3 separate regions of the Homo sapiens genome follow, and all the other regions are linked to region 3. Evidence: chromatin contacts called from ENCODE Hi-C or POLR2A ChIA-PET data. All regions are on one chromosome and are shown on one strand. Each heading gives the region's core, a stretch centred on a gene start or an enhancer-like site at or near the end of the contact. The rest is flanking DNA. Distances are from core to core; before and after follow the strand shown. Region 1 overlaps EBF4 (EBF family member 4). Region 2 holds the start of EBF4 (EBF family member 4). Region 3 holds the start of PTPRA (protein tyrosine phosphatase receptor type A).

Region 1 (2,747 bases), core at 68-2,567, 130 kb after region 3:
TGCCTGGTCCTCTCCTTGCCCACCAGGGGGAGACAGACACACCGCAGAGGCTGGAAGGGCGAACGTGAGAACAACCCAGGAGAATTCTCCCTTGGCTGACGCCCAGGGGGTGACACTTTATTCCACCTGAGCAGTCAGGGAAGGATGAGAATGGAGTCAGGGAAGAAGAAGGAGGGGCAGCAGGTCCTCCAAGCCATGTCTGCACAGAGGCCAGATGTGGGGGCTGGGGACTGGGGGAGAGTGAGAGACCTGGTGGGCAGGGGAGTTGGAGGGAGACACACACATGGAACACATGTGGACATGGGAACTGCGGGCAGGTGTTCCCCTTGAAAGAAGAGAGCCTGGGAAGGGGCTGGGTAAGTGAGGACAAGGTTCTGGGCCTGGGACACCCTGTAGGGACTTGAGGCAGGAAGGGATGTGCACTTTGTTGAGGGGCTTGAAGCCCTGCTTGTCAGCATGGAACCACCCCCCACCTCTAAAGCTTGGATGAGCCTGGGGGTGTTCTCTGAGCACCCCTCCCCACTCCTGGCCCTATGGGGCTGAAAAGGAGTCTAGGAAAGCCCGTTTTTCCTGACCAGGATGGGGGCAGGGGGCAGGGAGTGGGGAGGAGTAAAGTGAGCCCAAGTCCACAGCCCTCTCTGACCTGAGGATCCCCATGGAGGGTGACCACTGCAGGACCAGTGCCCAGTGCCATCCCACTGTGGCCATGAGGCTCTTGGAGGGCATGGCTTCCTAATCCAGACCCCACAGAAAAGGGAGTAAGGGAAAGGCCAAGTCGCAGAAGCTTCCATTAGGATTACTGGAAGAAAACACCATAAATACAAGCATGACTTACAAATGAAATGCATTAGGGAGGTAACTATGCAAAAACAAAACAAACAAACAAACAACAAAAAAAGAAAAACAGGGAACCAGGTCTAACCCATCAGGCACTCAGCACCTTAGCAACTGCCCAGAACGCTGCTGAGTTTGTCACTTTGGCATTATCTTGCTCAATCCCCCAGGTCGTGTCGGTCTGCAACCATTCCCACTTTACGGATGAGAAAACCAAGGCTAAGCTATTGACTGTGACTTGACAAAGTCACAGTCAATGCTAAAGTAAGGATATGAAAACGGGTCTTTATGAACCACTGATGCCGACAAGAGTCCTAGAAGTCCTTCTAAGTGGGGCTCTCAGAGTCCGACCCAGGCTGGTACTGCAGCGGCAAGCCTGCCTTCAAAAGCAGCTCTGAGAGGCAGGCTGTGTGGGGACCAGGATAGTATGTTGTGGGGATTTCCTCGAGGTTACAAATTCAACAGGGTTGCAGAGGTCAAACTCAGGTCCTCTTGCTCCTAGTTTTGGGCTTTTGGCTGTTGTGACTGCTGCTATCAGTCGAGAAGATCTTCAGTATTAAAAAACAATGGAACCAATAGTTAAAAATTGTTCTAGCTCATTGGGGCTATATGGGCTTCATTATTCCATTCTGCCTGTATTCCACATTCTCAATAAAAACTTTAATGAAAGACCAGAAGAAGAGCTGTGAACAGTGGTCATCCAACTAATGAAGTATCTAAAGGATGGTAGTTATGCATCATGACTCTGATGCCTGTGACTTAAAGGAAAGCTCAGAGTAGTTCACCCACACACCCACCTTACCACATCCTGAACTTGGTTTAGCCTTCGTAATCATGTCTATAAACGCTTTTTATTCCTCCCCATAAAAACAGCTCAAGATGAAATGAAAAGAAACGTCTTGTCCATGGAGTATTTCCTACCAAAGAAGCAAACTCTGGGTTGAGTATGGCTAAAGTGCAAACATTTAACTTATACACTACTTCTCAGGGGTGACACCATTGCATTAACTCCCCAAGCACAGTGCTTTACTCAAAAGAGACACTCAGTAGAGAAGGCAAGTGTGAAGGCAATTGATGTGAGTCCACTGTTAAATTCTAGGTTTTCAGGGGGTAGAAGGCAGAGTGGGATGGAGCTGCTTTTTTTTTTCAGTCAGGGTCTCGCTCTGTCACCCAGACTGGAGTGCAGTGGTGTGATCTTGGCTCACTGCAGCCTTGACCTCCCAGGCTTAAGTGATCCTCTCACCTCAGCCTCCTGAGCAGGTGGGACTACAGGTCACACTACCATGCTCAGCTAATTTTGTTTATTTTTTGTAGAGACGGAGGTCTCAGTACGTTGCCCAGGCTGGTCTCAAACTCCTGGGCTCAGGCGATCCTTCTGATTCAGCCTCCCAAAATGCTGAGATTACAGGCATGAGCCACCATGCCTGGCCTGGAGCTTCTTTTGGAAGACAACGTCCAGGAACTTTACAGTGAGTTGATGCCTGCCTGATTCCCTCATGCCCCAGCTGCAGTGTAGACTGTCAAATGGCTCGCAGCTGCCCCAAGGTAATCTGAGAATTACCCTCAGCCAAGAGCATATACTCCCCACCAGTAGCCCACAGCCAATGACAGATTGACATTACAAGGAGGACCAACTCTCTGGCCATTCACACTCCAGACCTCTGCATGGGATAGGCTGACGCTAGACTCCGACCGAGACCACCTCCTTGTTAAACTCCCTCTATACTCATTCCTTTTCTCCTGAGAGCTCTCCTTTGATAAACCTCTTTCACAAGAATCCCCATCTCAGGCTCTGCTTCCAGGAATCCCACCCTAAGAAAACTTAGGTCACAGAGCTAAGGCTTTTCACCAGCTTTTTCTTCCCTGCATCCCCATGAGATACTTAGGGCTGAAATTATGTTCTCACTTCCAAA
Region 2 (2,910 bases), core at 385-2,884, 180 kb after region 3:
TCCCAGGGACTCTCTGCCTTCCAAAGGACCTACCAGAAAAACACCCGAGGGAAAGGCAGGGGCCCTGCCCAGTTCCCAGGCCAATCAGTCCAGCCAGGCCGACTGCCCACCTCATCTCTTCGCCACCGTCCAGCCCCCAGCCGCTTCTCTGGCTCTGCACACCCCCATCCGCCAACTCTGAGGGGCGTGGGAAAGGAAAAAGGGGGCTGGGTTTCGTGCCTTTCCTGACAGAGAGCTGCGGAATTGGACAAGGAGAGTCACTGGGACTGCCCAGGAAGGAGGGGCTGGACGTTCCTAGACGGCCGGTGGCTGTGGGTCATGGCTGGGAGCTCTGCCTCTTCTCTCAGAGCCATAGACAGCCCGGCTGGGGTGGCGTTCACCGCCGCACCCGCGAGCGGCCGTCAGAAATCTACCGGGGCAGCCCGGAGTGGAGGCAGAAGCCCCGCCCCAGCCCGCCCCACAGCCTCAGGAGGCAGCACAGGCACTCCGGACGGGGTGGGCCGGGGAGCTCGCCGGGACCGTCCAGAGTTAGGGCTCCTTCCGCCCCTGGCTCCAGCAGCTCCAGCAAGCTGAGCTGAGGCGGCGCGCAGCCGTCCAACCCGAGCGCACCGGGTCCGGTCCGAGCGCTTACCTCTGCGCCGCGGTGCTGGCGTCCAGGATGCCCGCGCCCTGCATCCAGGAGCGCACTGAGCCCAGGCCGGCGGGCAGCAGCGGCTCCTCCTTCAGGTTCAGCCCGCTGCGGGGCAGAGCGTCCTGCGCAGGGAACATGAGGGCGCGCGGTGAGTGAGCGCCCCCGCCGCCCCGGATCCGGTCCCGCTGAGGCTGCGGGCGTCTAGCTCAGCCCGACCCGACGGCACCAGGCGCCTCCAGCAGCGCAGCGCCGAGTCCGGGTGGCTCAGTGCGCGCTCGCCTCTTGGGCGCTCCCTCGGAGAAAGCGGGTCCGCGGGCGCCGGCGCTGTCCCCTCCCCTCCTGGGGCGCTGGGCGGGGAGATGGAGGGATTCCCCCGCGGCCTGAGCGCTGGCGGGCGGACTGCGAGCGGGGCGGGGAGGGCGGGGAGCGGAGCCCGCACCCGGTCCGCGCGGAGGCGCCCCAGAGGCGCGCTCTGGCGGCTGCCCGGGGCCGCGGTCGTCGGAGGGGGGGCCCGAGCGCCCCGGGAGCTGCCTCGGGCAAGGCGGGGGCGCGGGGCCGCCCGCCCTTTCCCCCTCGCCGCCCCCACCTCCCGCCCGCCCGCCCGCCCGCGGCGCCAGCGCGGGGCGCTGATTACCATCCGGGAGGCGGAGGCTGCGGGCGCGGAGCTCGGCGGCGGCGGCGACAGTGGCGGCAGCGGCGGCAGGAGCAGCAGCAGCCGCGCGTCCCGGGGAAAGGCTGGGGCCGCGCCGGGCCAGCAGACGCCGCCGCCGCCAGCGCCAGCGCCCCGCGTGCCCCGGCGTCCCGGCCCTGCCGTAGCCCCGGGCGGCAGCACCTGGAGCAGCAGCAGCAGCAGCCCGGCCGACTCCCCCCGGGGCCCGGTTCCCGCGCCGCCCCGCCGCGGCCGCCGCCGCCCGCCGCTCCCCGGGGCCTGGCCTCGGGCCCGGGCCATCCCGCCGCCGCCGCCGCCGCCGCCGCCGCTCCCGGGGGAGCGGTAGCCGAAGGGAGGGAGCGCAGGCGGGAGGAGGGATGTCGGGAGCGGGCGGGCCCAGGGGACGGGGGCCCGGGGGAGGCGGGGGCGGGGCGGCGCGGCCGGCCGAGGGGCGGCCGGGGACGTGACATCATCGGGGGAGGAGCGGCCGGGCCCGGGCCGCGGCGGCGGGGCGGACCCTGGCGAGTCGGTCGCCTGGGCTGGGGGCTGCGGCCTGGTCGAGGCCGCGGGAGGGAACGGAAGAGCCCGGCGGGGGCCACGGAAACCCGCGCAGGGAGGATCCGGGGCCGCGCGGCGAGGGAGCCCGGCCCGAGCGGGAGGTGCGCGCCCCGCTGCGCTCGGGAACCTCCGCGGCCTCCCCGTCGCCGCCGGACGAAGCCCCGGCGTCTTCGCGGCCTCATCTCCCTCCCCCGGCACCCGCCGTACTCTCCGCGCCCGACGCCTTGTGCCTGGACTTGCTGCTCATTTTGACGCCTCCGAGCTTTCGCTCTTGACGTCTTTCTCCCGCGTGACTGTACTCCCGCATTTCCCCGGCGACCCTGACCTCACTTTCACCCCAGCTAAGGACTGAAACGTCCCTGCCGTAGGCTGCGGCCCCAGACAAGCTGGGCGAGGTCCCTGCATCCAACCATCCCGATTCCTGATGCTGGGTTACCTAAGCCTAAAGCATTTTCAGTTTCCATCTGTGCCTTTCAGGAACCTCCTGATTTCTGATTGCGAGTTGGACAGGTAGGCTCAGAGCCCAGCTCACCTCCTGTTTCTCCCCAGCCGCGTCCCGTCTCAGATCCCATTCCTTTTTTTTTATTAGTTCCTGGCACAGAAGTCGTCTGGCCCTTGACCGTGGGGCAGAGACATTTCTGCCCCTCTCCCCACGTTGTCCTGGCCAGGCTTCGAGCAAGCCCAGACTGAGTCCAGCACTTTCCTGCAGAACAGCATGGGGGCCACCTGCCCTGCCTGCCATGTTCACGCTCAGACACCCCTGCAATAACACCTTCCTGCTCCAACTCACTCCCATCCTCTTCTGGGGGGCCTCCAAGTGTGAGTTAGCGTTCTGTCACACATTGGCCCAGATGAGGCGTCCTGGGGGCACTGCTGGTTCTCCTGCCATCACAGAGGCCCTCTCACCTCCTTTCCTGGTCTCTTTACCACCCCTTCTCTCTATGCCTCTCCCCATCACCCACAGGGGGCTGCCATTCCCACCAGGACTCCTTCAGGTCTCAGCTTTTACCCTAGGTGGGATTATCAAACATGGGTTTCTCCTTAAGACAATTCTTAAGCCAGTCTCTTTCTC
Region 3 (2,700 bases), core at 115-2,614:
TTAGGCTAAAAGTAAAGGAGTAAATTGAGGCAAGATTGTCAAGGGCTTTGTATGACCTGATAAGGCATTTTAGGCTTCATTCATCCCATGGGAAAAAGAAAAGCGAGGGAGTTTTTAAGTAAACAAGTGACAGCATCAGATCTGTTTCTGAAAGGAGTGGCCAGGCAGGAAGATGTTCGCCCTTTCCTAGTCAGTCCTCCTCTCGCCCACCATCTTCTGTTTCTCAGGCTGCCTGCACAGCTAGCAGGTGGCAAACGAAGCCATCTCCAGGGTGATGTGGACTGGTTCTAGAGCCGGAATCCCTCTCCTGAGCAAAGGCTTCTGATGGCGTTCACCCTGCAGAGGGTGGATTTGCACATTCTTCTTTTCCTGTCTTACAAATATCATCAGTGATCTCAAAAATAAAAACGAAACCCTCAAGACAGGACTCTGCTCTGCTATTTTTTTTTTTTAATCTTCAGGAGATATAATTAGTAACTAATTTTTTCAAAAAAAATTTTTTATTTACCGAAAGTAAAAAGGGAGGGGACCTGCGTTCTCAATTGGCCTATTCTGAATTCTGGGCAGCTCTCAGCCCTTATTTCCCTTCTTAAACAGCCTCAACAGTTGGGAGAGGGCGGCAAGGAGAGGGGCCTGGGAGACGGGCCGGGGGACCGAGGGAGGTGGACTTGAAGGGAAAGAAAAGTTGGTCACTGCAAAAGCAAATTTTCTCATGCCAAGAGTTTTCCTCTTTCCTCCCATTAAATGGACCTGAGCAAATTCTGTTCTCGCCGTTCTAAGTTTCTTCTCTGAGAATCAACTCTGGCAGTGCCCTGGCCTGGTCCCAGAAGGACGCATGCAAAGTTCCTGGGCAGTCGCGAGGGGTCGGCACTCGGGCCGGCACGTTTCCGGGGACCCCCTCCCCGCGACGGACCCGCAAGGATGCACAATCAACCTGCAGGCGCCCGCAGGCTTCTACCCGGAAAAGATGGCTTAGGGCTTCGGGCTCCGGGCTCTGGGCTGTGGCCCGGGACCCCTCCCACCGCCCCCGGGAGCCGCTCCCCCTTCCGGAGCCCACCCGGGCGCAGCGGCCGCGAACACTCACAGAGTCGGGCGTTGGGCGGGACCGCTGGGGACGAGGACAGCGGCTCCGCCTCGGCTCCGCGGCGGCGTTTCGGGCCGCCACTAGCCCTCAGGGCCGCCGCCCGGCCCGCGGCTCCGAGCCCCGCGGCGGCGGCGGCGGCCTCGCCTCCATGGCGAGGGGAAGCGGCTGAGGGGCGACTGGGCGGGCGACAGTGATGGCGGCAGCGGCCGGGGTCCGAGCGCGATCGCGCGCGCGCGCGTCTCTGTCAGCGCCGCACTCGCCGCAGCCTCGCTCCCGACCCGGCCTTGGCTGTAAGACGCGTGTTCATTGGCTGTTCAGAGACAGGCGCTGGTTGGCCGACAGCGAACGGGCGTCTCCGGCCCGCGCGGGCCCCGCCCTTGCGCTCCGCTGGGCGCTCACTTGCCGGCTGGGGCGCCGAACCCGGTCGCACGTTCTCCTGGTAGCTCCAGAGGGGTTCGCCCCGGGGCTGCCCAGTCCTTCGGGAAGCTGGACCCCGGAAGGACCGGCTGCGAGTGCACCAGTGCCTTCAGCCATTCTACAGTCACAGGCCTCATGACTTGGGCCTTCTTCCCAGTTTACAGATCAGGAAACCGAGGCCAGGCACAAACTACACCAATGTCTAGCCACCAGGGCGGCCTGCAACTCGAGAGCCATCTTCCTAACCCTCTCCAAACGTGATACTGTGGGTCTTTTTTTTCCCTCCCCTAATTGCTGCAAAGAACGACGGATCTCACTGGGGAGGGAGAGGAACCTGCCAAGTCCCTAGAACGGATCTGGCTCCGTGGGTGTCGTCTTATATCAAGTCAGCCCACGCCGTCCCCACCCGAGCTCCAGGGTAATCTCCCCCGCTTTCCAGATGCGCATGCTGGGGCCCCGCTCGCCACCGAGCTGAGTAGAAGCACAACACATGGTGCTCTGCGATGGAGGTGCCTTTTGCGATACGCCTGGCGGGGGAGGGGAGGCTCAAAACGCAGAGAGGAGCCAGAGTGCGCCCTCCCCCGGCCGGGGTTGGGGCGCGTACCCCCTTCCCGGCGCTCCCGGCACGGCGTCTGGTGCGTGACACCCGCGAAGCAATCGCTCAGTCCATCCAGCGGCAGCAGGTTCCTACACGGATCCCCGCGGGTGCTGCAGGACCTGAGCGTCTGCGGCTGAAAGCCGATTACGCAGTCGAGATAGGTGGTGGCAAATGCGACATTTCGCCGGGTTGTGATCCCCAGTAGGGACCCCTGGACATTCCGAGACCCGCGCAGGGCGAGCGGCTGGGCGTCTGCAGGCAAAAGACAGATTGCACAGTAGCGCACAAACCGAGCTTGCGGGTAGGGGACGCTTTATCCCAGACCCAGAGTCTGCGGTTCCCGGGGTAGGTGGCGGCGAGTCTCTCCTCCAGACCGGGCAACCCCTGAGTCCCCCTCACGCACCCCAGGCCGGAAGGAGTCCCACATTCGGGGCGCCCCCGGGGAAGGGTTGTGACCGGCGGCAACTCTTCATGGCAGGAAACACTGCGGCGCAAAAGGGGCTCCCAGCAGCCCCCACCATCTCCAGTCCTACCATCTCCGGTCCCCACCACCGCCTTCTGTTGGGGCGCCAGTTAGGGACTCTGTGCCCCACTCCTCCGT

Evidence for each region. A loop is a pair of places that touch in the nucleus more often than their neighbours do. ChIA-PET counts read pairs that join two places held with the same protein, here RNA polymerase II (POLR2A). Pooled maps may share reads with other maps.
Region 1: a pooled map shows a loop between it and region 3 (4-fold over the local background). The contact joins the enhancer-like site here to the promoter of PTPRA in region 3. A Hi-C loop is called at or near these places in 5 of 168 maps with a recorded cell type or tissue (CD4-positive, alpha-beta T cell, CD4-positive, alpha-beta memory T cell, CD8-positive, alpha-beta T cell and 2 more), 1 of 37 single-sample maps with no recorded cell type and 10 of 50 pooled maps. POLR2A ChIA-PET finds 5 or more read pairs at or near these places in 3 of 52 experiments (AG04450, CD4-positive, alpha-beta T cell and activated CD4-positive, alpha-beta memory T cell).
Region 2: a loop to region 3 is called in a map of ascending aorta, with 2.8 times the contacts of the local background. The contact joins the promoter of EBF4 here to the promoter of PTPRA in region 3. A Hi-C loop is called at or near these places in 6 of 168 maps with a recorded cell type or tissue (CD4-positive, alpha-beta T cell, ascending aorta, cardiac septum and 2 more), 1 of 37 single-sample maps with no recorded cell type and 17 of 50 pooled maps. POLR2A ChIA-PET finds 5 or more read pairs at or near these places in 2 of 52 experiments (CD4-positive, alpha-beta T cell and OCI-LY7).

What each region holds. Positions count from the first base shown.
Region 1 is chr20:2,740,546-2,743,292 of GRCh38, reverse strand. The region is part of intron 6 of EBF4 (EBF family member 4); the gene reads right to left. Among named protein-coding and RNA genes, the nearest start is that of EBF4, 49 kb to the right of the region's middle. Within about 2 kb of position 1,317, at least 3 of the 41 ENCODE cell types and tissues checked have a DNase peak (open chromatin) inside an H3K27ac peak, as active enhancers do; they include CD4-positive, alpha-beta T cell and CD8-positive, alpha-beta T cell, where a contact is called at or near this core.
Region 2 is chr20:2,691,504-2,694,413 of GRCh38, reverse strand. EBF4 (EBF family member 4) reads right to left here and starts at 1,634. Exons shown (of 17, transcript NM_001395167.1): 1 at 632-1,634. The coding sequence starts at 768. It overlaps LOC105372507 (a long non-coding RNA gene), which reads left to right and starts at 1,794. Exons shown (of 3, transcript XR_937210.3): 1 at 1,794-2,348. RefSeq lists an enhancer at 1-463.
Region 3 is chr20:2,872,145-2,874,844 of GRCh38, reverse strand. It overlaps PTPRA (protein tyrosine phosphatase receptor type A), which reads right to left and starts at 1,364. Exons shown (of 24, transcript NM_001385305.1): 1 at 1,085-1,364. RefSeq lists silencers at 891-1,170, 1,181-1,230, 1,411-1,480, 2,101-2,240 and enhancers at 725-1,354, 1,355-1,986, 1,987-2,616, 2,617-2,700.